Regions from separate parts of the Mus musculus genome. Here region 2 is linked to region 1. The links are chromatin loops, found by intact Hi-C in ENCODE. Cell type or tissue: left cerebral cortex. All regions are shown on one strand. Links, peaks and the distances in the headings refer to the core of each region. The heading gives the core; the rest is flanking DNA. Region 1 holds the start of Prkca (protein kinase C, alpha). Region 2 overlaps Prkca (protein kinase C, alpha).

Region 1 (12,352 bases), core at 1,876-9,875:
TCAGACTGGATGAGGGGGTAGACTGGAGGGACGAATGGGAAGGCGCTTTGGCCTTCAGCTTGAGCCAAAGGGTGATGGTGATACAGAATGTCTCTGTGGGACAGAGGTTGCTGAGAGAGGTGAAGGCTTGCTTTTAAAAGACAGACCCAAAGGTCCTTTCAGGTCACATGCCATAAACTGGAATTAAGTAGAGTGTTACTGGGATCTCCACTAAACTCCACAGTATCTTTCTGTGAGTTACAAAAAAAAAAAAAAAAAAAAAAAATGGCACTCCTTCTGAGAAGACAGAGGTCTATGCCTTGTTGAGGAGTACGTGACCTGGATTTTAGCTGCTTCCCATTCTACTGTGTCTGGAAGGCCTGGCACTCATCTCTGCTGGGGACTTCTATTCACCAGCTCTCAAAGCTTGTCTGACAATGGCCCCTGCCCTTATAGTCCCCTTGTCATTTGGACCCTAGTCTATTTATTACCAGACTTCCTAGTCACTGTAAATCTAATTATCTGCCGGATTATAGTCTAATTTGCCATCTTACCTTTCCCCATGCTTTCTACATAGTAAGTTGAAAAAGCCCAAATAATGACAGGATTTTTCAATACTTAAGCAGTTCGTACTGCCCAGTTTGAAAAATGGCTCATGTGGAATTCAGAGCAGGTGGCTTCACAGAACAAATTGTATCCTGCACGTCAAGACGACCAACATTAAGTAAACCATTCTCGTTTGAAAACATTAATTCAAGACCCTGACTTTGACCCTGGCACCAAGCTCCTATGTCACCATAGCGTAGATGACACCTCTCCAAGGAGTGCTGACTTTACTCTTCAACATCAGGGTAGACATGGATGCTGCATTCCACCCATTATCTTCAGTTCTTTTCTGGTACCTTCTCTAGGAAACAACATATTAAAGACAATCACCAGCACTGAGCACTGTCCCCTCAGGAGGTCACTTCCTTAGTCTTCTCCATTGGTGGCTAGCGTGAGGGAATGGGGACCAACCATTCCTATCCATGCTAGAGGCGCAGCTGTATTGCTCAGTAACTGACAATTCTCCACTCTGGGTGCACCACTCACTCTGGGCTGAGCGAGCTTAAATGAAGGCAGTTGATGCAATCACACTCAGCCCAGCTAGCAATCAATGGGCTTTCAGTTAGCCATTTCTCTTCATGCTCACAGGACAGAAGCTAGCAAGTAGAGCCACAACCGGAAAGGAAAGAGACATGGCCTCCCTCCTATCTACGCACAGTCAAAAGCAATCACTTCTCTCCCCACCCCACCCCCACAGAAGATGCCAGGCTGATGCCCAGCCTGCCTGGCTCTTATTTATATTCAAGAATGCACAAGGCAACCCCACCCTCCATTTCTCTCCGCTTCACCCTCAGTGAGCCAGGGAAATAGAAGCTTGTCTTTATTAAATATTTGAGGAAGACCCCTGTCCCAGATAAACACGGCTGAGTGAAGGGTTGTGGCTTCATTCCACCATGCCCCATTTCAAGCACAATTATCAACTAAACATGGATGGTTTGAGACACCCATAATGTGTTTTTTTTTGTTTTTTTTTTTGTTTTTGTTTTTTTATTTTACAATTTGATCCATTTTCCTAGTGTGCTTTGTTCTTCATTTTTCTCCTGCCTCTTCCCTGCTCGCCTCCTTGGCCTGGAAGTGCTTAAATTCACTTTCCACAGAATATCACCAAGCACCAGCAGTACTGGCTGCGCTGTGTAGCCCTATCAACTTGACACAAGCTGACACCAGTTGAGAAAATACCTCCATAAGATTGGACTGTAGGCAAGCTTGTAGTGCATTTTCCTAGTGACTGATGGAGGAGGGCCCAGTCCATTGTGAGTGGTGTTATTCCTGGGCCCATGATCCTGGCTGAGTAAACCAGTAAGTAGCAATCTTCCATGGCCTCTGCAATCAGCTCCTGCCCTCAGGTTCTCTCCTGGCTTGGCTTCTCTCAGTGGGCTGTGATTCAGGATATGTAAGCCAAATAAACCCTTTCCTGTTCAAGTTGCCATTGGTCATGGTGTTTCATCACAGCAGTAGTAACCCTAAGACACTTGCTCACCAGATTGTAAATGGGTCAGTGAAGAGCCTGGTCTACTGATGGCTATTCAGTTGCCTGCACTTGTTTAAATGTAAAAGCTATCTTTTCGTCAAGAGTCACAATTAGGCAATCTTGGAAAAGGATAGTCCTTCGTGGCTTATGGGATATGCTGTGAGCTAGTATTTCAGGCGATTTCCCTCTTTTAAAGTCTGCACTTGAGATCTTACATTCCTGATCCTCTTGGGATCACTGGCTGGTGTTACCATGTCCAAGTTCAAGTATGCACATTGTCTTAATGGATTTGTATTCTACAATAAACGAAGCTGATGCGATGGCTCATCTCTGTAATTCCAGCACTCAGGAGCTGTGACAGGAGTATTACCTCGAGTTTGGGACCACCCTAGGCCGATTGGGACAATGAACTTCTTGTTGGTAGAGGGTTGCTCTGTCCCAGGTTTAGAATCCTCCAGGCAGACCTAATAAATATTCAGCAGGCGCTCGGACAGCCCAGCCCCAAGTGCGCCCTTTGCATACATATCCATTCCAGCTACCCCTTCACAAGCAGTTTTACTTGGTAATTTACAAATGTTCTGGCTGAACTCTACACCTGCCAGTATTTCAGCAATTAGCTTAGGATGCAAAATGATTTCTAAGTTAAGGTTCTGGACATGTAAAATCAAGAGAGCCCGATCATCTTCGGGCACCACAGCTCTGATAGCCAACGAATAACATCACAAACCAGGGCAAGCCCTTTGGCATCTTACCGGGTTATTACGACTGTCATACAAATCTATATAATAAGCAGGTGAACTGCAGGTCAAAGATCGAAGGGATGTAAGAGAGCCGGCAATCAGTTATTCAAAACCGCTCCCTTTTACCGACTCGGAACTGAGCGAGGGTTAGGGTTTGGGCATTTTAGTGGCATAAACGACTAGAATGACATTTTGGTCAGGTGAAAGGTTAAACGGGAAAGAGGCTGATAAAAAGCCAGCAAACCCCCCACCCCCAAATGCCTGTGGGTCCAGGTAGCTAGACAAGGAGCTACCTCTGTACCTGCTAAGGTGGCATGGGGGTGGGGGTGGGGAGCGCTCCGTGCCGGGTTCCTTCGGGGCACAACTTCCATCCCAGAAAGAGGAAAGCATGAGCAGAGAAGCGTGAGTGGGTGGAGGAAGGTGGGGAGAGGAGGAGGCCCGGCACCACGAGCGGAAGGAGAGGAGGAGAAAAAAGAGGGAGGAGGAAGCAGAGGAAAAGGGAGGAAAAAGAAGCGGGCGGCGGAGGAGAAGGACCCGCCCCTCCCGGCTTCTTCCTGGGCTGGGCATCTCCAGGGCCTCTCCCCGACCGCCGCCCTCGGCAGTTGGCGGGGCTCACAGGGGCCCCCCAGTCTGCGTGTCCAGCTCTGTGCAGCGGAGCGCAGAGGCCCAAGGCTCGCCCGGCGCGCGTCCCCGTCCCGCGCGCTCCTACTCCAGGCCGCGCGCGCGCGTGCACACATACACACGCTAGCTCTCCGGGCATGCGCAGTGGGCGGCGCCGCTCCGGGCCGCCTCTTGCCGCCGCGAGTAGGAAGCGCGAGCGCCGGGCGCCGGGCTGTCAGTGAGCGTGGGGCCAGCCAGCGAGCCAGAGAGCCGGAGAGAGCCAGAGAGAGCGGCTCGGCTCCCAGCTCCGAGTAGCGCAGCGCCCGCCCGGCTCTCCCGGGCCACCGCCGCCACCACCGCACCTCATCAGCACCGCCACCTCGGCCGCCGCCCCCGCCCACCCCGGCCCTCCCCGGCTGCTGCTCCCCGGCGGAGGCAAGAGGTGGTTGGGGGGAACCATGGCTGACGTTTACCCGGCCAACGACTCCACGGCGTCTCAGGACGTGGCCAACCGCTTCGCCCGCAAAGGGGCGCTGAGGCAGAAGAACGTGCATGAGGTGAAAGACCACAAATTCATCGCCCGCTTCTTCAAGCAACCCACCTTCTGCAGCCACTGCACCGACTTCATCTGGTAGGTGCGCGCGGCAGCCCTGGGGACCCAAGAGCCACCTTTGCCCCGGGGCTCAGGTCTGCTTGTCCCCGGGACTTAAGCTCGGGGACGTCTCTGAGCCCCGGCGCGTCCTTACTCTCAGGGCCAGGACTCCTCCGAGAACTTAGAGTGCCTGGCCGGAGTCCGAACTCTCGCCAGGAGTGACAGGCGCGCACCCACGCGGGACACTCCCTGGAAAGTGGCCCGGCGCTGCCACGCATGCCCTGGTGCCCTGAAGGGACGCTTGGCTCTGCACGGGGTGACTCGGATGAGGGGGAAGGTCCCCTCGCCTCTCCTAGGGCGCACAGGTCTTCCCTGTCACCAAGCGGAGCGGTCAATGGGCCTGATGGGAGCGAAGGGACAGGAAAGAGAGATTGCTGGAGTCAAAGTGGCCCCAGGACGCGCAAGAAACACGCCCGGGAGTAGCGGGGAGCCGCGGCGCGCCGCTCCAAGTTGCTGGCGAGCCAGGCTGGGCGCGTTCCGGGGAGTGTTTGTGCCTCGCGTCGGGCTGGGACTCCGCTGGAACCTTGGGTCCCTGCCTACTGTAGGCTGTTTCTACTGGGCACGGAGACTTTGACTTTTCTGGCCGAGCCCAGAGTGGGGAGAGAGGGGAGGGAGAGAGATGGAAGGCAGCAAACTGTTGAAAGCTTGCCGTGGGGGAGGAGGGCTAACCCGGCAGGCAAATGGCAGAGGGCAGAGGGAGTCATTTAAAATAGACCCTGTCAACAGGAGATTAAACCTGTAACCCAGTTGATGAGGACAGAGGGCTTATTTAAGAAAAATACTGTAATGGCTAAAGGTGTCCGCGCTCAGGTGATTTCCACTGAACGCCAAGCGTTGGCAACTGAGGGGCTTGATAAAAAGAAGGGTTCAGGGATCTATCTCTCTGGAGCCTGTGAAATTAGGTAAAATTGGATTTATGCAGATTTATGTTTTTCTTTTTAAATTTTTTTTGTGAGAGAATTACAGCTTTCATCAGATTTACAAAATGTCAGTCCCCCCCACCCCCATCATATCTTAGAAATCGTCCCCCTCCCACGACTTTGAACACCAAGTGTCAGCTTTTCCTGGGGATACCCTGACTCTTTTGTCCATGTGTTTGGAGTAAGAAGTACCTTAGAAGCAAGAACTATGGCCAGGGCTCCTTAGCTCCCTCCTGGGCAGGGAGCTGCAAGGGGCGAAGCGCACCTAGACACCAAGCAGTCAGCCTTATACATAATGGGGTATCCTAGTGGCTATAGGACAGATGGTGCTGAATCCAGGCCACCCAGAGAAGAGAATTAAAAGGGGACCCCACCATCAGTGTGCCAATAAGATGCCCGATTTTTCCTTTCTTTTAAGAAATCATTCAGCATGGCACCTTGGTGAACAACACAACCACTTTACAGTCTCCATAGAGTAGTTAGCATCTGAAGCAATCAAGCTCAAGGAGTGGGTGACGGTAGATAAGGCTCCTTAAGATGAGTCTCTAGCACCGGGGTAAGGGAGGATATTGCATTTGGCAGGTTGCAGCCTCCCATGTTAACCGCGAGATTCTAGTCAAAAGGGACAGAGTGATAATTACTTCTACAGGAAGTAGATACATTAGAAAAACGACGTACATTTTTACCAAGCTCACTAATCAGTCTCCACTCTCACTGCCCAGAGACCCAGTCTCAGGCCAACTGATGAGATCCTCAGGGTACCGGCTTCACTGCGATGTGAAGAGAAAGGTTCCCTTTCCCTCCTGCTCTGAATAGCTCCACACAAGCACAAGAGCCTCATTTAATCTGAAAGCAGTCAGTTGGATGGCCAGGCAACCCCACCAAGACCATCTTGCAGTGGATTTAATTTCTCTGGTTTCTTTCATTATGGCTTCTATGAGTCTTTGGTTTGCAATTTAATTTCAGTATTTAAGCACTTGTATTTTAAAGCTAAATATTTGAACCTAGGGTTTTTTGGTTTTTTTTTTTTTTGGGGGGGGGTAGGGTGATGACATTAAGATAATTATAAAGGAATGTAGAGTGCTTTGTAAGTTTAAAATGCTCTGCAAAGCAAGAGATTATGAGCCACCTCTGAGAACATTTTGATGCAGCGTGTTCTGCTGGAACAGTGTTTGTAGTCAAATATCCATGTCAGGACTCTGTGCTTACAGAGTCAATTCTCTAAAATGATTTACAAGAGCAGAGTAGTCTCAGTATAGACTTTGAATGCCAGTGGTTCTCAGTGAAAATTGGACCACAGATAATCTCAAACACAAGCTATAGCAGCGATGTTACACCAAATCGGATTCCTTCAGCAGCCCAGATGAACTGTAAACAGTGCTACTATTTGACAGTTCTTAGACACATACTATTTGGAACAAACTTCTAACAAGCTACTTTTTGGTTGTCTTTAGGGAGAAAAAGTTTCTTTGTTTTCAGGACTAAAAAGTAAGCCCCTGCCCACCCCCATCCCCACCCCCAATTTTTAAACCACAAGCTCCCTTTTGTCAGAGTATTGTAAGCAACAATTTTAAGTTTGAAGTCATGTTCTTATTTTGAAATTTAAATACCAATCACAAAATGGAAAAGACCAGATAGATAGAAACTTGGTAACAGTTCAGCGGTCCTTTATAGACAGATTTACTTGGTTATTTTTAAAAAGATAAATGCACACAGGCTTCTAGTTAAATACTTAGGGGTATTTTTTCCTTATTGAGCCCTTGGGTTTCAAGTATAGACTTTTAGACCTTGTAGAGTACTCGCTCATGTAACTTGCTACAATGTGGTCTCGGTGGGAAGCATGCTAAGATGTTTGTTCTTGTTTTCTGTTTTCCAGGGGGTTTGGGAAACAAGGCTTCCAGTGCCAAGGTAAGCTGCCTCGGTGGGCTTCATGTCCAAGTACATCCAGAAGTGAGCACTGCACACGGGAACTGTACTTCTTCTGCTCAACGTTTCTTTGTGATCTGAAAGATATGTTACTTAGATAATATTTTCAAAACACAAGTGATGATAGTGTGTTCCTTTTAAGGAAAAAAAAAAAAAACCATAGTATTGCCTAGTAATCTGCACATAGAACTTCCTTTTCTGTTCATTGAAAGAAAAAAAAAAAAAAGCAAAAGCCGTCCTGTAATTTTATTTTATTTTATTTTTTTGCTGAGAACATTCCTGTCAGAAACTTCTGTCTTTGTGTGGGTGTTTAGAAAAAAAAAGGGGGGGGGAAGGATTGCTTTGTATTCATGTGACATTTTCCCCCCTTTCTTTCCTGAACTTTTTCACCCTATACATTGTATACCCGAGGTAATTAGTTTTAGGCTATACATAATTTCAAGAAAGTTGTGTAGATCACCCATTGCCACCAGGAACAAAGTATGCACACTTTGACATTACGTCAGTGATATAGAGTGATTGACAGTTCTAGGATCACTGTGCGGTGCGCCTTTCCTCCAGCTTGCTTCCATACTTCATGCATGCTCTCCTGTGGCAGGGCCCCACGGGGTTTCCTCCCTCACCTACAATGGCATTGTGTTCACCACAGCCACCATTGGTGAGCAGCCATCAAATATCTAACTTTTTATATTCTCTGTCTTATCTGTTGAGTTAGATAAATAACTCCATTATAGCTCGAGAAGGCGTTTCAAGTTCCCTGGCTCGCCTGCTGGCTTCTCTGCTCATCGCCTATAGCATGTTTATTTAGTTCCAGTTATATTTCCCATCTGGGCATAGGTTTATTATTAGGGCAAGTGGAAAGTACATTCTAGCCTGGAAAATACCATCCTATGACTGTCTCTTAATAAGTGTATTAGAGAGAAACACAGCGTGTGCTTTTCTATTTTACAAGGGATGGTGTGTTATTAAGTTGCTTATCTTTTTGTAAACTTCCAATTTGGTGACCTTGTTTCCAAGACATATTAGAGAGGGACATTTTATAGCATAATGATCATTAATACTGTACCTTTCTTAATTCCATGGTGTGCTTAGAATTCTGATTGAATGAGGCGTTTTGAGTATTGGGTATTCCTTTTAAACGTAGAGGCAAGCCGGCTGCATCAGCCTTTGTAGCAGATGAAAGAAAGACTTTGGTTCTCAAAGTTCTGGGCCCGAATTCTATGCACTTGGTTTTGGGTCTAGGTTTGAATGCGATTTTAGGTAATTCAAAGATGCAAATGAGATCTAAGTCTGTTACTATTTTCATTTGGCTTCCGTTTGAGTCAGAGCCTATGGAAACTTACAAGAAAAATAGTTACTGAATTTCCTCAAATTGTCCAGGAGAAAGTAGATATGTTGTTTTAAAACGGTATCATTTTTTTCCCCCATGACAATGATTTAGAGTCATCCGGTCTCTGCCAGCTCATTGGCCAGAGCAGGTATTGTTGATAAAGTAACAGTGTGGTCGTGGTTTGGGGGTCACCAGTTCTGTGAGATTCCCTACACTGTATGTGCTGAGCTTCCAGTGGGTTCTCCGATCAATAGCCTCCTGCCTCATAACTCCCTTTTATATGGTTTCTTTTTAAAAAATATACTCATAAAATGTTTAAAAGGTGAAAGAGTCCACTCCTTTCTCTTTCTACCTCCCAGGGAGAATGTCTTTTTAAAATACCCATTTAGTTTCCATTGGTGTACACTTTAATTGTAAGAGATTGAACTCTTAGGTTATCTGCGCAGGGTGCGTTCATTGTTTTTCCTCAGCAGATGCTAAGTAGCTGCCTGGGCCAGCCTCAGTTCTGTCTGATTCTACGAAGTGGTTATTCACCCTTGTCTCCTCCACTGGGGATGTCAGTTGCTACTAAGTTCACCCAGACACACTACAGAGAGTATCCCTGGGAACCAGTGTAGGTGCTTCTAGAATGGATACCTAGAAGTGTGGAGGTGCGCATTCTAAATTTTAATGGGAACCGTAAAATTGTCCAAAAGGGCTCCAATGTACAGTTCACTATGAATGTAAGGTGTGCTTGCCCTTCCCTTCACTCTCTGAGTAGAGAGGCTGCTATAGAAATTGGCTTTATCTTTTGCTAATGTCAGGGGAAGAGGACCTTACATTTAACTTCTGTCTCCTGGGCTATTAGTGAGGTCAAAGCCCTGCCCCATGTGCAGTAGACATTTGTATTTCTTCTGTGAATTTCTTTACTAGATTTACAATAATACATGGACAAACACACTATACACAAATACAAATACACTAATTAGAGAAGAATGCTTTCTAGCCAGTTCTTGGCTTTAAAGAATTTACCTTTTGATTGCCTTAAGTAATGAATCCCCCTAGTGCAAACACATTTTAATTCCTAGTAACCTTTTCAAGGATGATGCTATTTAGAAGTTCTAGCTGCTGCTACATCTTGTTTAGTGTGTATCATCTGTGCTTGACTTCTTGTGGCCATATTGTATCTTATTGTGGTAACTTAATTAAGAAAGATGCTCTGCCTAGGGCAGTGCTTTTACTCCCCAAGCAGTACTTAGGCAGCCTGACTTGCTTTTAATGCCATCTTAAATCCAGTCTTTCTCTGAGCACCTGACCATCTTGGAATACATTTCAGTTTAATGTCTCTACTTTCTCTCCTTTGGTTCTGGTTATTAGAAAGTTATTCCTATTCAGGAGACGAACTCATCATGTACAACATTGGACAGCCCCCTTCTTCCAAATAGTAGCCTGAGTTTAGAAAAAAAAATTTTTTTGAGAAAGGGTCTCACTGTGTAAGCCTAGGTTGACCTTGAACTCTCAGAGATCATTCTACTTCTGCCTCCTGAGTGCTGGCATTAAAGGCATAAACCACTATGCCTAGCCCTGAAGCTTTTTATATTCTTAGTACATTGGGTTTTTCTTGTATGATGACAATATTTTCTAGCTACAGAAACAGTTTGTTGTTTTGGTCAATAGGTTAAATAGTTGTAGCAATGGTACCCTACTCCTCCTCTCCTGCCCCTTCCTCCCTCTCCTTCCCTCCTCCTCCTCCCCTCCCTCCCTCTCTTCTCTGCTTTTCCTCTCTCTTCCTCTTCTTTCTTTGCACATGTTGTAAATAAGAGCCACATATCCGTGTCACAAGTAATATAGCTTTGTCATAGTTTTGCTTAGTGGATGGTAAGAATTATGATACTAAATTAATAAATGAATTTCAGCCCTAAAAGCGGAATCTATATCACTAGAAGAAGGGATTTGATCAACACGTGGAACACTTAAGTTTATCTCCTTGGCCCAAGATTTAGTAAAATGGGATCAATCAGGGCAACTTCCAGAGAAGTGTTTGTTGAGTTATTTGCGTTCTCCCACAGTGGCTGTTGTGCCATTCTTGTTTCTATTGCATTGTGGGTACACAACGATGTCACTAGGCCTGATAACCGGGAGGATCTCATGTGAGATCTACTGTCTGGAGGAGATGAAACCAAGAGCATTTAATACTAGGGAGAAAAAAAAAAAAGCTCACTGTGGGCCCTGAAGCCATGAAACAGCTTCCTTAAGATCGTCAGTGATCAAGACAACCTTGTCTTTTTGTATCTCTTAAAGGTTGGCTGTGAGGCTCATAGCTGCTTACCGATTCCTGTATTTTTTATTTTTTTTTAACTTGGTGACTCCAGGGCTTTTTTCATCTCCCTAACAGGAGCAGGTAATTAATCAATCCTCACTCACGTTTTCTTTCTCTTCTTTTCCTTTTTTTTTTCAGGGAAAGGAAGGGAGAAAAGTAGATTTGTGTAGCCTAGGCATTGGTAGCACTAAGTTTGAGTCTGTTGGGCAAGGAGGTCTGTGTCCAGGCAGGATCTCTGTCTTGCCTCAGCTGCTTCCAAAAGCACGCGTCTAGGACCGAGTGGTCCTTGCTGCTGTTCTCTCACAGAGCCTGAGCCTCTGGGGCTCTCTGCTACTTTCACTACTGGAAACGGACAGAGCCAAGTCACTTTTTTTTCCCTTCTCAGAGTTAGCAACAGCCCTGCCCATCTCTAATTACAGTGGTGGAAGCAGCCGCTGAAAAAAAAACTTGTGACCTGCTTCTATGAAGTGCCAGGCAGTTACTCAGAGTTTGTTGCATCTAGCTGGCCTCTGGATTTTCCTCCTTTCTTTTCCTGTTCTCTCTCCTTTTTTGGTTAGTATCTATGACACATTAAAATGAACTTTCAGCCTAGATTGCTTGGTTGAAATATCCCTGAGGTAGCATTGGAAGACAGCTCTGTCTGTAACTATAGGAGTCCATGACCCTGCAGGTTCAACCCTGGTTCTCAGAATGAATCTGCATTTCTCCACTGCACAGTGGTTAGGAATCTTGAAGGTCTCTTGCTAGGGACATGCAAATCATATTCTGTCCTTTACTTGTGACTCCACCGAATCTCCAACTTTTCTTTAATAAAAGTCAGCTTTTCTTCTGCTGTGCTGTATAACAGTTTATTTTAAAGCCCTGTTAACATACCTGACCAGGATGGGTTTTGCATTCTCTCAAGAAAGTGAAAATTGGTGTTTGACTTGGGGGTGGGGGGCAGGAAAGAAAGGACACGTCTCTGCAATGCAAGCTGAGGGATTCCAGAGGGAGATTCACTTCATGGAGGCGGACTCTGTTTTGAGACAGTGTCTCATATAGACCAGGCTAGCCTTGAACTTGTGATGTAGCTGAGGATGACCTCAAACTTCCCATCTTCTTGCCTCTGTCTGTCAGATGCTGGCATTACAGGCGTGTGCGCTGTGCTTTGTTTATGTGCTAAGGATTAAATACTAGGCAAGCTCTCTACCAGCTTAGCTATTTGCTCAGGCCGAGTCTGACCTTTAAACAGAAATGGGGCAGTGGGGATTGTGTTGGCAGCCTTGTAGAAAAGGGATGTCCAGTTGTCCTCATCTGCCAAGTAGTGTGGGTACCAGGTGCCAGGAGATAGACAAGGGCCGAGGGCCAAGATGAGCACAATTGTGAGTTTGGCCAACTTGAATGGAATATTTGTTCTTCTCATGCTCTGGAATCTCTGCCTCTGTCTGTCTGTCTGTCTGTCTGTTTTGTGGTGCTTGGAATTAAACCTAGGACCACTAAGTGGTTTGAAGGATGCACATCTTATAGGTAGCACAAAAACTCAACCACCTAAAACTTAGAGTAAGCTCTAGCTGCCCACAGGCTTCACACCTGTGTCAGAGGTTTCTGTAGTCATTCGTCTATAAAGCAGAGACTCGCCCTTTGACCTCCCCTTTCTGACAGGTTCCTCACTCCTAGATGATAGTTATAACTAAACTCTTTTCTAAAGCCTCTTTGTGCACGTGCATATCTGTGTGCACCTTTGTTTGTGAATGGAGCTGCCCACATGCTCCAGCATACATGCAGAGACAGGAGAGTGAACTCAGACAGTGGTCCTTGTCTTCCACCTTGTAGAGACAGAGCCTGTTTTC
Region 2 (12,352 bases), core at 1,889-9,888, 120 kb after region 1:
CCATTTCTGGAGCGCTCGGGCATCTTTCTCCACTACTCAGAATGCACAGCGCACAGATCCCATGCAGCGCCATACCGCAGACCTGACCCAGCCGACCCAGCCGGACCTTCGAATGTCTGCATGCACAGGCGCTAGAGTTCATAGCATCGTGCCCCTGATGGGGTCACCTGGGCATCACGTCTGCAGCAGTGGCCCAGGGTGGGGCTTCTCAACCAAGCCCACTTCACCAGCTGTTTTCCACTGCGGAGAGAGCAACTTCCTGGGGTTTCCATTCTTACTCTTCAGGCTCTTAGGCATGTTAGGCGGAACCCAGACAGGGCTGCAAGAAAATGTGTGTGTGTGTGTGGGGGGGGGGGGAACTCAAGCTCTACCCCCAGCAGAGGAACATGGGTCATTTGTTTTCACTGTCAGCTGGGTTCAGTGGGTCTAGGCTATTGTTGACACACAAGAAGGTGAAGGATTGAAGGTAAGAGACCATTGAGAACAATTACCAATTGCCTCAAATGGAAGACTTCCTGACGGAGTGAGTGATAAGGAGGGATCCCGATTATTAGATTATTCAGGCACAGGCATAATTGAAAGCATTCCGGGAGAAGATCTAATTAAGGCTGGCTTCTCAGAAGGCTAGAACAATTCCACGTGAGGCAGAGATAACGCTCTAGCTGTGGACATCGCCAGGGGCCCCAGACCATGCTCGCATAGGCCTGCCCCAACATCCCTTCCTTCATTGCTTCACAAGCAATGCCTGGTGTGAATAGCATCCATGCGACCATACGATGCTGAAGAAGGTCGCACAGTGGTGTGCTTTGAAATGTGTGTGTGTGTGCCTGTGCAAAGGTCAACATGGGGTATGCTCTTCAGTGTCTCTCTACCGGATTCTGCATGATAATTCTGTCACTAAATTGGGAGCTCACCAGCTTGGTGAAGCTTCCTGGTCATAGAGCTCCACTGATCTCCCATTTCTGCCTTCCCAGTGCTGGGATTACAGATGCGAAACAGCATGCCAGGCTTCTTACATGAGTTCTGAGGATGGAACTTCTTGCCTGTACGGCAAGGCAAGCACTTTACTAACTGAACCGTCTTCCCAGCCCTCTTGGTACAGTGTTTACATTATGATTAAGTATGTCTTCTGACTTAGGAATCAGGAGTAAAGGAAGAATGTTTGAGTCCCGTTTTTTTGTTGTTGTTTTTTTTTTTTTTTTTTTTTTTTGGCTGACTCCAGAGATCTGCAAAAACATTCTCTCAGAGACCTAGACCAAGTGTAGACTCTGCCACTAAATATACAAACCTTGCCTCAGATAGATGAGCAGGCCCAGTCATCTCCATCAGTGTGCACCTTGTAGAATCCTGTAAGCACTGTTCGCTTCTGACAGACTTTGGGGTACCCTTTCCCCTCTGTTCTCTGACGGTGGGGAAAAGTGATTGTGACGCACGGGGTCTTCTGACCGAAATCTCCCTGTGTTTCATTGTGTGTCTCTTCCTGAGCAACTGAAGTCCCGTTCTGGCTTAGTTGCTAGTCTCTCAGGGTGTGTTTAGTGCTTCTGAACTTGAGGCTAACAAGGATCATTAGGCATTTATGTCATGTTACAATATGTCCTCATGAATATGGTACTGGGGTGGGGGGGTGGGGGTGGGGAGAGATCCAGGTCAAGGGAGGGGTGGATTTTGCAGCTTTGGTGCCAGAAAAAAAGCTGAAGTTGGTTTTGAAAATCAAGATGCCTGGTAGAAATGAGTGTGCCGTTGCAGCTGCGTGGTGCTCCCTGGGCCCAGTTAGGCACCGTGCCACAAAACCGCTCCATGTAACGAGGGTGGAAAATTGGGAGAAAACAGCCTCTAAATGCTGGTGATCTTTAGAAACACCCTGCCTGTATCTGTGCCTACCCTTTATTCTGAGGATCAGTTTATACAAAGCTTTAAATGTAGTGATGAGATGCAGTGGGGAAAGATGGAGTACTCTGGTTACAGCAAATGTCTGTGGCTTCAAAAGAATTCACTGTGGCTTTCCCTGCATCTTGACTTAATGTGACTTATTTACAATCAAGTTAAACAAGCAAAGAAAAAAAAGTGAATCAAACAAACAAATGAAAAAGCCAACTACAGCCTAGATCCCTTTACAAAGCCTAAGGAGATATTCATGCAATATTTTTTCCATCCCCAAAATGTGCACTGGGAGGACGACGGGAGAAAGATGGGAAGCTGCCGTGACATCATCACCCAGTCCACTTGGACAAGGATGCTCGAAGGCACAAATGTAGATCTTAAAGAATACCTTGTGCGCTGGTGAGATAGCCCAGCTATTGTCAAGCTTATAAACCTGAATTTGGTCACTGGTACCCATGTGGCAGGAGGAGAACACCTGCTCTTTCAAGTTCTGCTCTGACCTCAGATGCGTAGCCCATGGCGTGTGCATGGTCCCAGCCCCATGCACGTACACAAAACAAACAAACTAACAATGTGGCCAAATTTTTGTCAGTCAGATGTGCATGTGTGAAATGTGTTTTTCCTTTCATTGTGTGTGCCCCTCTATGTTCTTGTGTGGACAGTGCAAATGCATGCATGTATGTGTGTCTGTGTGTGCGTGTGCGCTAGTGTGTGCATGTAGACATCAGAGGATGACCTCAGGGGTCATTCTCCAGGAGCTGCCCACCTTGGCTTAGGAGACAGGTTCTCTCCCTGGCCTGGTGTGCACCAGTTAGGCTAGGCTGGCTGGCCAGTGAGGTCCAGGGGAATCCCCTTGTCTCTGCTTCCTCAGTACTAAGACTGCAGGCATGCATTGCTGTGCCTCGCTTCCACATATGGAATCTGGGGTGAACTCAGATCCTCCCATGTCTTGCAGATGGCAGCCGAGGCATCTCCCCAGTACCCCTTTGTTTGTTTTGTGACAAAACACTTCAGGTAGTCCAGGCTGGCTTGGGGTTGACTAAGTAGTCCAGGCTAGCCTCAAACCCTTGATCCTCCTGGTTCAGTCTCCCAAGTGCTAGGACTACTACAGACTGTGTGGTTTTCATAGTACATTATAGAAGGTTATGCCATGTTTGAAAAACTCTAAACTTAAAAAAAAAAAAAGTGTGTGAGCTCTAAGAAAGTATGTAAAGAAATTGAGCTGTTTTCAACAGAACTCCACACCCATCCCTGTGCTGACCCCTTTCCCCAGGCAGAAATTCATCCTCAGAGAGCTTAGTGTGGCCTATGCGTCAGCTTGCGTATAAAGCAACAAGCGCAGCAGCAGGTCCAAGCTGCTGGTATCTGGCATCTAACCTGCCCAGTAAGCATCCCCTGCCTCCTTCTATGTTGACCTTAAGGAGATCTTGCTTGATAATTTAGGAAGATGCTGAGTGGATGGGACCAGATCACCCTGTTCCTGACGCTGCTGTACCAACAGCTGAACAAGATGCTCCCTCAAACTGCCTCCTGTGTCTCCCCTGCTGAGTGAGGCTTTGGGGGTTGGGTGAAAGTGAAACTCACTCCCTGGCCTCTTCTGTAGCTTCCCCCACCCCCCAACCCGTGTGTTACTAATGAGGAAGGAGAGGGGCGATAAGTTCTTGATGATCCAGGAGGCAAATGTATCCCAAGTTTGTCGCTGTCCTTTCTCTGATTTTCCTGATCATTAACTAAATGGTATGTGGATGAAAACAGATTAAACTTGGCAACTTAGCGTGTGATCTGTCTTTCGAGGGAAGCAAAGTCTACGCATTGGTCCAGTGACATTTAAATGCTTCAGCCATGCCTACTGGGCGCTCTGTTTTCCCCCTCGACTGTGAGCAGAAATGCTAATGACAGACTCTGATAGAAGCTGATGTCCTTGGAACTGAACTCCAGTCCTCCGCAGGAGCAGCAAGTGCTTTGAACAGCAGAGCCATCTGTCCAGTCCCTTGACTTTTGTTTTGATAGCATGTAAGCCACACATGATTGAAACTGTGTTAGTTCACAGAATGCTAGTAGCTTTGATTTTTTTTTCCCCTAATTAGCCTACTCGGAGGAAAAACTTAAATGTTCATATTCTCACAGTGTCCAGGGCTGGACAGCTATTATGGATGAGTTGGTTGCACTTCGATCATCAGAGAACCCTTCCTGTAAGTGCCCAGGCAACCGATCCCCACTATGTCAGGGCCCAGCAGGGAAAGAGCTTGGGTCCCCGTCTTCTGCCCACAGCCCTGCCTGCCAGCCAAGACCATGAATCAAAGTCTCTGACACAAAGTCATGTTATGAACCCTGGGCTTCCTATAGAGTTTGGCTCACTCCGGGCTGATCTCTAATAAAGACAAAGGCCAGGGGACAGAAATATCTCTCTTCTTGCTCCTGGCAAATACCATTTCGATCCTGTCTCCATCTCAGTGTCCAGAAAATTGGATTGGAAACGGGACATCGCCGGGGAGTAAATCAGATTAGTGCTTCCTCCCTCGCAGCCTCCAGCAGGCCTCTCATTCTGCTGAGCACGTCTCTCATTTATATGAAGTTGTTTATGACCCCCCTGTGTCACAGAGACGTTTCTAAACCGACTGAATCAGTACAGGCAGTGGGTGACCCTCCTAGCCACGGAGCCTAGAGGATTGGGCTTATTGGAAAATACTGCCAGTGGCTTCATTTTGTCTGGAGAAATGTCTGTGTCCTCACAGCTTTCGTATAGCTGGACACTAAGTGACCTCAGGAGAGCCCCCATCTGTCCCTCACAAGCCACTTGGTGTCTGACAGTGGCCCAGGCCCCAGAGCTGACTGGAATGGGACCCTGAGTCCTGGTTCAACACAGGTGTTTCCAGAGTCCTCTGTGTGGGCACTTACAGAGAGGATCATCTGTTCTCACAGGAACCCATCTGCTGACAAGAAGTGTCGAGGAGCAGGCAGCGCAGCTGTGTGCGACAGGAATAAGGAACTGCCCTGATGGGTGTTGAGGTTTCCGGTTCCTCCTGAGACCTTTCAATTTCCAAGAACTTCTTGGAGTGTTTGGTCACAAGATGCAGACGGGCTCTGCTTGTTTTCATGGCACAGATGCTTTTAAGAACAGAGCTTTGCACACTTCAATGTAAAATTAGATTCCAAAAGCCCACAGATGGTTCTAGAGCGAACTCTCCTTAACCCCACTCCCAGGTCAGCCACAGAACCAGGACCTCACGCATCAGGGCATGACTCTACCACTGAGTTCCACCCCAGCTTTCTGAACCCCGTTGGAACCTTGGGTGTTTCTCCAAAGACACAGGAACTCACCCAGTCCCCATGTTGTGTGCACAGAGCCCCTCACTGTTTCCCTGATTGCGTTTGCTGTCTTTGTAAGTTCAGAAGTATTTGGGAGGCGGAAGCTGACAGCCCTCCACACCCCAGAGGCCTGAGTCCGGATGCAGAAGTCTACCTCCGCTCACTTCCTACTGGCTAGATGGCCATGGGCCATGGCATATCCATGCCTGACACCACAGAGAAGGCTCCCATGAAGTCAGGAGGCTCCGTGGTGAAGCAGGAACTGGAACTCGAGGAGGTCCCAAGGAGAGAGTGGAAACCAGGGTTTAAGTGCGGCCATCTGGTCTCCCACAGGCCACGCCCATCTTTCTGACTGCAGCTTCTACAGCTGGTTTGATTGTTCTTGTGGTCCTCATTATCCACTTCAGACTGAATGACATGAAAGTCTCCGGGAGTAGACAGACACAGGCATCCAAATATCATAACATTTTTTTTTCTTAGACCAAATAACAAGGCTGCTTAGGCTTTTTAGCATCTAAAACTGTGGGTTGTGATATCATTGTATTTGGGTTAAATTTATTTTTGATTGATAACTCCAATGTTATTGTGCTTAGCTCTCAGTGTTGGGCAAAAACCCAGGGCTGGTGTAGACTTTATTTATGTCTGATTTCTTTGTGAAACTGATTCTTTTCTCGTGCCCTACTTTTAGGATTTGAATTTTAGCAGAATTAATCTGAAATGACTCAGAATTATACAATTAATTGCATTCAGCTTCAATTATAGTTTGCGCTAGCTGAGCCAGGCTATTGTCCTCCCTGGGGCAGGCACTTGCACATGGCTGTCTTGGCAGGTGCTAAGGCCCTGTGGCTCTCCCTTCAGCATGCCAGCTTCCTGGGGAAAGTTGTTCAGGGCTGACAGTCTTCTGCCAAGTACATTGAGAGTGGTAAGGACCCAGGAGTGCCACGGGGCTGTTGACATCAGATTCTTTTATTATGGTATAGGGGAAAACAGACTGTGATGTAAAGGGTGGAGGAGTTAAGACTTAGGTAGGTATTGTGGGTCCTGTTATCACTGACCATGGCTGGGGTCAGAGAAAGAGAGGGGCCTCCTCTGAGCTCAGAGGAGCCAGAGGATGAGACCAGGTAACAAAGGGGCTTACAGAAGGGAGGTGGGAATTAACAAGAGGCTACAAAATATTGAGTGCGCTGTGGAGAGAAACATTCTATGGGTGAATCAGCTACAGGTCTGGGCTGCTTCTGCTGGGGTGGGGGATATCTTTAGATCAGTGTGCTGAAGTCAGGGACAGCGTGTCTCCAACTCCTGCTCCTCTGGAATGTTCTTATTTTCTTCGCAGGCTGACTTCATTCACACTGTCTATTTGGCAACACATGACCGAATTGGGAGCCGAGCTCTTTTTGGCAGGAAAAGTTCATTAATTTTAGTTGGCTCTCCCCACCCTTCACAAGTGTGCCTGGGGGGTGGGAACTGCCTCTCATAATCACACAGACGCCATCCCTTGCCTGGACTTCTAGGTTCTAAGATGGTTCTGTGTGTCTGGCTGGGGGTGGGTGCTCTGAGAAAAGAGAGGCCCCCAAGAACGTTTCAAGTGGAGCCGCCAGGAAGATGGTTAAATGCAGAAGCATTTGTGAGTTTATAGACCAAGAAAGATTATCCTAGTATCTCTGATTGTGTAAGCGCTGATCCACTGTGCCAAGCTCACTCATCCTCACCGACTTATAGCAAACAGCCTGCTGTGGCATTTGGATGAACTGGGTTCTTAACGTGTGGGTGGGAGATTTCCTTCCACTTGGAATCCAAGACCTCGGGGCTGGAAGAAACCTAAGCGCACGCTGCACTCTGTTCATGCCTTGGTGTCTGGGTCAGGCCTGCAGAGCACAGAGTTCATAGAGACCTCTTTTGGAGGCATGGCTCTCCTCATCTGTTTGCCTTCCCCATGCTTCCCTCCTGGTTTCTCTGTGTGGCACTCCAACAGTGTCCTTCCGAAGTTCATGTCCATGTGTCACCTCACAATGTGGCCGATCTCTATTCAGACATTATGGTTGGTTCCTGTGAGGTCTCTCTAGGTGGACACTGGCTCTCAACTCAGTGGCCGTGACAATACACAGAATGTAGTGGAGATGGCAGAGGTAGAGGTTGGTATGATGCATGTACGAACCAAAGAATGCCAGGAAGCACCAGAGACTGAGAGGGAGACAAGGAAAAGATCCTCTCCAGAGCTTCAAGAGGGGATCAGCTGAGTCAGCACTTGGATTTCAGGCATCTCGCTTTGCAGAACTAGAGAGCAACGACGCCCTGCTGTCTAAGCCACTGGTGGGTAGCCTTGGAAACTATTAAACATTCCTTTGTACCTCTTCATCCTCTCTTTGTACTTTTTGATCAACATAAGACATACATTACTGCCCACTCTAAGTGTGCCTATGTCCAACCTATGTGTAAGAGCTGTAAAAGCAGTTTTCAATTGATGTTCTAAAGGAGGTTCTATAGGAGGCCATGATCGATCGATCCTCAAGTCCAGAGTTGATAGTGCTCAAAAATCCCCATGCTCCCTCCATGGATGGCGATGAGCCTCAAGCACTGTCATCCTCCATCTACACGGTCGTATGTGAGCTAGCTGTGTGATCCCTCTGCCCCTGTCTGAGATGGTTTGGGGGCTGACTTTGAAATAAGTAAGTGAAAGAAAAGCGAAAGAAGACAGAAACTAGAGAATCCCCCCACCCCCACCCCCTTGCTGGCTTGCTTTCCTTCCAGAGTCAGAGGCAGGGAGCTGGCTTGAGCAGAGCGCTGCTGGGCTGCAATGTATGTCCAGCCTATCTTGTTGCTTTGCTGATGGTCACACCACAGCATTGGATGAATGCTCCCTGTGGTAGAAGAGAGACACAGCGTAGAGAGGTGAGAGCTGGCATGGAGTTATTCCGGTGGTTTATGCTAGCCAGGACATCCCGGGTATGCCTTGATTGACAGCTGTTCTAGGTGTCTAGCATGAAGTGATCACACCTGAGAGAAGTGCTTTAGATTTTGGAGCTTTTAGGGTTTAAAAAATGTGCCTAGACTTTATGGTTTGAGCACCTGTAATGTGAGATTCTCCAGAATCCAGAACTTCTTCAATGTCATGGTGGCGCTTGGTATTTTAGATGTTCACAGTAGAGCTTCTGGTCTTACATAGGGCTTCTTAGTGTGCAAGGCTAGACCATCTTGTGGTTGCTGCTGATGTTAAGTTGCAACCAAAGCTAGCTAAGCACCCAGCTCTAGAAATCTCAGTAACTACTGACCAGGACCATTAACTAGTCAGGGAAGCTGCCAGGGTATGTTGGACTCCTGTGGACATCAGTTGTCTTTCTGGGATGATGGGATGAGGCTCAATACCTTCGTGGGTCTATTTTATACATAAGCTCCTCTGCCCTCTCTCACTTGTCAAGATGGCCTGGAGCAAGCAGCCTGACACCAGTGTCAGGCTTCCAACCAAGCCATGCTGGGACATCTATGATTTCTCAGTCAAGTCATCACTGGGATTCAAAATTACCTGCTGGGTGAGAACATACCATTTTAAAACTTGAAGGTTAAGAGACAGTATTGAAATAAAAAGAGAGAGAAAGAAAGAAAGAGAGAGAGAGAGAGAGAGAGAGAGAGAGAGGAAGGAAGGGAGAAAGGGAGGAAGGAAGAAAGGAAGAAAGAAAGAGAGAGAGGGAGAGAGAGAGAGAGAAAGAAAGAAAGAAAGAAAGAAAGAAAGAAAGAAAGAAAGGAAGGAAGAAAGAAAGAGAGAGAGAGAAGCACATGTTTTAGAAGCACACACAGTGGTAGTGCCCCTTTTATCAGAGTCTTGAAGTCTCTGTCTTTAAGACGTTGGAAGAAGGTTCTATGTGAATTGTTGCAGACATGAAGTCAACTCCTAACCTTGTAGTTAGAAAAGGCTAAATACTGGAAACTGTTGTCGTAAAAAAAAAAAAACCCTAGCAAAATATTCTATATGTGTAGGACCCCCCCCCCCTTTAAGATTAGTTGTGTCTTCACAAGTTTGCCTGTTGACATTCCTGTGTTATATAATAGCAAACAAAGAACAGGGCAGGAATGGGAGGAAGGAATACCTTTTAAATGCTGACTGTGTGCCCAGCCTTTGACATGCTCATTTCACCCCAACTTATAGAGGAGGGATAGGGGCTTGGAGATGTAAGATAAATTGCAAAGTTTGCTATGGTGCCAAGGAATGGAGTTGGGATTTAAACCTAGACTTTTCTCACTTATATTAGTTGCCCTGGCTACACAGCATTATGTATTATATTTTATTATATATTTCATATATAATTTTTACTTGTTCTCTACTGTGATAAAATATATGACAAGCAGCACTATAGGGGAAGGAGGGTTTATTTTAGCTCACAGACACATTGCAGGGAAGGCACAGCACAGAGTAGGCTCCAGCAGGCCCTGCCCGCATAGCTCCGTGTCAGCTAGCTAGGCCCTACGTATAAAAGGTATCACAGCCACCAGCCGGAGGCCAAATGCTCAGGTTCATGAAGCCTTGCTGGGGGGTGGGGAATTATACAGTTGAAGCTATAGCACCACATATAGACATATGTATACAGACACATAGGTACAAGGTAATCTGACTTCACCAGAAACGCCAAAGAACACGCTGAGATGCTATATCCAAAGAACAGCCTGGAGAGTACTCACCAAAAGGGCACACGGCGTTCTCCATCCCTGTTAATAAAGTGAAGACGTATACCATGCAACACTCCTGGGAAACACTAATGGTGGGATCCCAGGAGGCCCTAGAGATGGCTTAATCCATGAAGCATAAAAACTTTAGGACCTGAGTTCTGATCCCCAGTACCCAAGTGATTAAAAAAAAAAAAAAAAGGTAGGTTGTGGGAAGCCGCAAACACCATTACAAGATGGCGCTGGCTACCACTGGCCACAGCCCATGAATATGGGTAAACAACCAATGTGCACATGTGCGTAAGAGTTTTTTTGCCGAGTCACTGCCTGGCCCGATGCATATTAATGAGGTACTGGTAGCATAACCAATCAAGTATGGACACATCACTCCTAGGCCTATATAAGCAGCACCATTTCTGGGCTCAGGGTCTTTCGCCTATGCAGTCAATGCTCTCCCAATAAACATGTGCAGAAGGATCCTATTGTGGCGTCGTTCTTGCTGGCGAGTCGGGCGCTCACAGTAGGTGTGATGATAAATACCTTTAATTCCAATGCTTGGGAGGCAGAGGCTGAGGCAGACAGATCCTTGAGTTCAAGGCTAGCCGGGCTATATAGTGAGTTCTAGGCAGCCAGGGCTACACAGTAACACAGCATCACAGCAAAACATACACACACACACACACACACACACACACACACACACACACACACACACCAAATAAGTAAATAAATAATAAAGCTATTTTAAAGTATTGGTGGGTTTCATTTTTTCTTAATTCTTACTCTGTTAGCTTATTCTAGTGTTCAGTTAGCGAGAATTTGTCAGTTTTAAACACCACCTCTCTGTCCATTTCTTCCCTGTTCATGTAGAGAGGCAAGGAGGGGCACCCAGCTGTACTCTGGGGGCTCCATTTGCTTTTAGTGCAGTTATTGATCTGCCTCTCTTGAGAGAGTTTTAAAGCAAATAATTATTTGGGGCGTGTTAGCTTTCTTTCAGGGCCCAAGTCTTGCTCTGTGCTTGTTTCCTGACCTTTTATTCTCTCACTCTAGAAGCATGCAGCTCACGCAAAGCCTGTGAGTGTTACACAGCACACGTGCAGGAAGAACCTGCCCGGGGACCCTGAGTAATCCATCCGCAGGTCCGAGGGATGAATCATTCATGAGTGCAGGTTTTCCATCCAGCTCACGGGCTACAGGCCTGTCTCACAAAGTTGATTTGTTTAAAAATTCACACTTGCTCTGGGCTTGTTTCCTATACCAAGAGTTGTGTTGTTTTGTTTTCTGAGCAAGTTTAAAGGAGTGGGCTCGCTTGGCTCCAGTGACCATGCAGGGTGATGAACTGAAACCCACGAGTATCATTGACTGTAGACTTGACTGTGTGCACATAAGACCCTTGTGCCCGAAGTCATGGTCATGACCTTGGCTATATGACTATAGTAATAATTTCATTGGTTTGATTTTTGAAACAAGGCCTCATAGATCCATTACCCTCAAGCTCAGTATGTGCACATAGGCCACGGTACAGTGGACGTCAGAGGAGAACCTGTGGGAATCAGTTTTCTCCTTCTACCATGTAGATCCTGGGGATTGAAGCCAGGCTGTGCGGCTTGGGGGCAAGTGCTTTTAACTGCACATTTGTTTTGCCAGTCTCTAAATTTAATTTCAACTGATGCATGGAACCATCAAAGTTATAAATATTTGGGGTACTGTGTGATTCTATGACACATGTATCATTGTGCAGTGTCTGAATAGTAAGGTCTCCTAAATTTGACTTATTCTAAGAGTTGGGGTGGAGGAAACATAGCAGCTGATCCACTGATGTGTGTGCAGAGCGCGGACATTGATTATGAGCAAAGGGGTGGACAGCTGCCTCCAGTGTGTGATCTCAATTTCCTACACAAGGGAGCGAATTCACTGAACCGAGACACATTTAAACTGTTTCTGGAAGTATTTGTGCTGAGCACTTTCTTATTGTGTAAGATTTGACATTAGCACACAGACATGCATACAGAGCACACAGACGCACATACAGCAGCATACCGGAAACACATGCAGAGCACACCAGACACACATACAGAGTATACCGGAAACACTACAGAGCACACCAGACACCACAATGACCTCAGTAAGAAGCCAGCAGCTTTTCTGCCTTGCTTTTCTGCCTTAGGCACCCAGTTCTCCAATGGGAAGCCGTTCTGCCCAGTGTTTGCCTGTGGTGGGTACTCACGCTCAGGCAGCATGAAGGTGTGTGCAGAGGCTAAATGTCATCTTTGGATGCCCTCGATTATAATTCTCCTCCATACTTTTTGAGACAAGTTCTCTCAGTACCCCTGAGGCTTGTTAATTTGATCTGTCTAGCAAGTCCTGGGGATCTGTCTGTCTCTTGGTTCTTTCTTGGGATCTGGGGATTCAAACTCGGGTCCCCATTCTTGTGCGGCAAGTACTCTCCCCACTAAGTGCTAGGAAACCATTGTCAGTTCTGTAACCTGAGAAAACACAGCGCATC

The links. A loop is a pair of places that touch in the nucleus more often than their neighbours do. Peaks named below come from ENCODE experiments on the same cell type or tissue, not always from the same donor. Only the 100,000 strongest peaks of a DNase experiment are listed, where the experiment ranks them.
Region 2: it touches region 1 in a loop (8-fold over the local background); 9 of 42 quality-filtered maps call a loop at or near these places.

The regions. Positions count from the first base shown.
Region 1 is chr11:108,335,170-108,347,521 of GRCm38, reverse strand. Prkca (protein kinase C, alpha) reads left to right here and starts at 3,634. Exons shown (of 17, transcript NM_011101.3): 1 at 3,634-4,027; 2 at 6,845-6,876. The coding sequence starts at 3,855. In left cerebral cortex, for the core only: no CTCF peak of the experiment used is centred there; DNase peaks (open chromatin) are centred at 5,301, 5,444, 5,753, 8,206 and 5 more places; H3K4me3 peaks cover 3,695 bases; H3K27ac peaks cover 2,494 bases.
Region 2 is chr11:108,215,868-108,228,219 of GRCm38, reverse strand. The region is part of intron 2 of Prkca (protein kinase C, alpha); the gene reads left to right. Among named protein-coding and RNA genes, the nearest start is that of Gm11655, 49 kb to the right of the region's middle. In left cerebral cortex, for the core only: no CTCF peak of the experiment used is centred there; DNase peaks (open chromatin) are centred at 4,868, 5,359, 5,987 and 6,591; H3K27ac peaks cover 3,074 bases.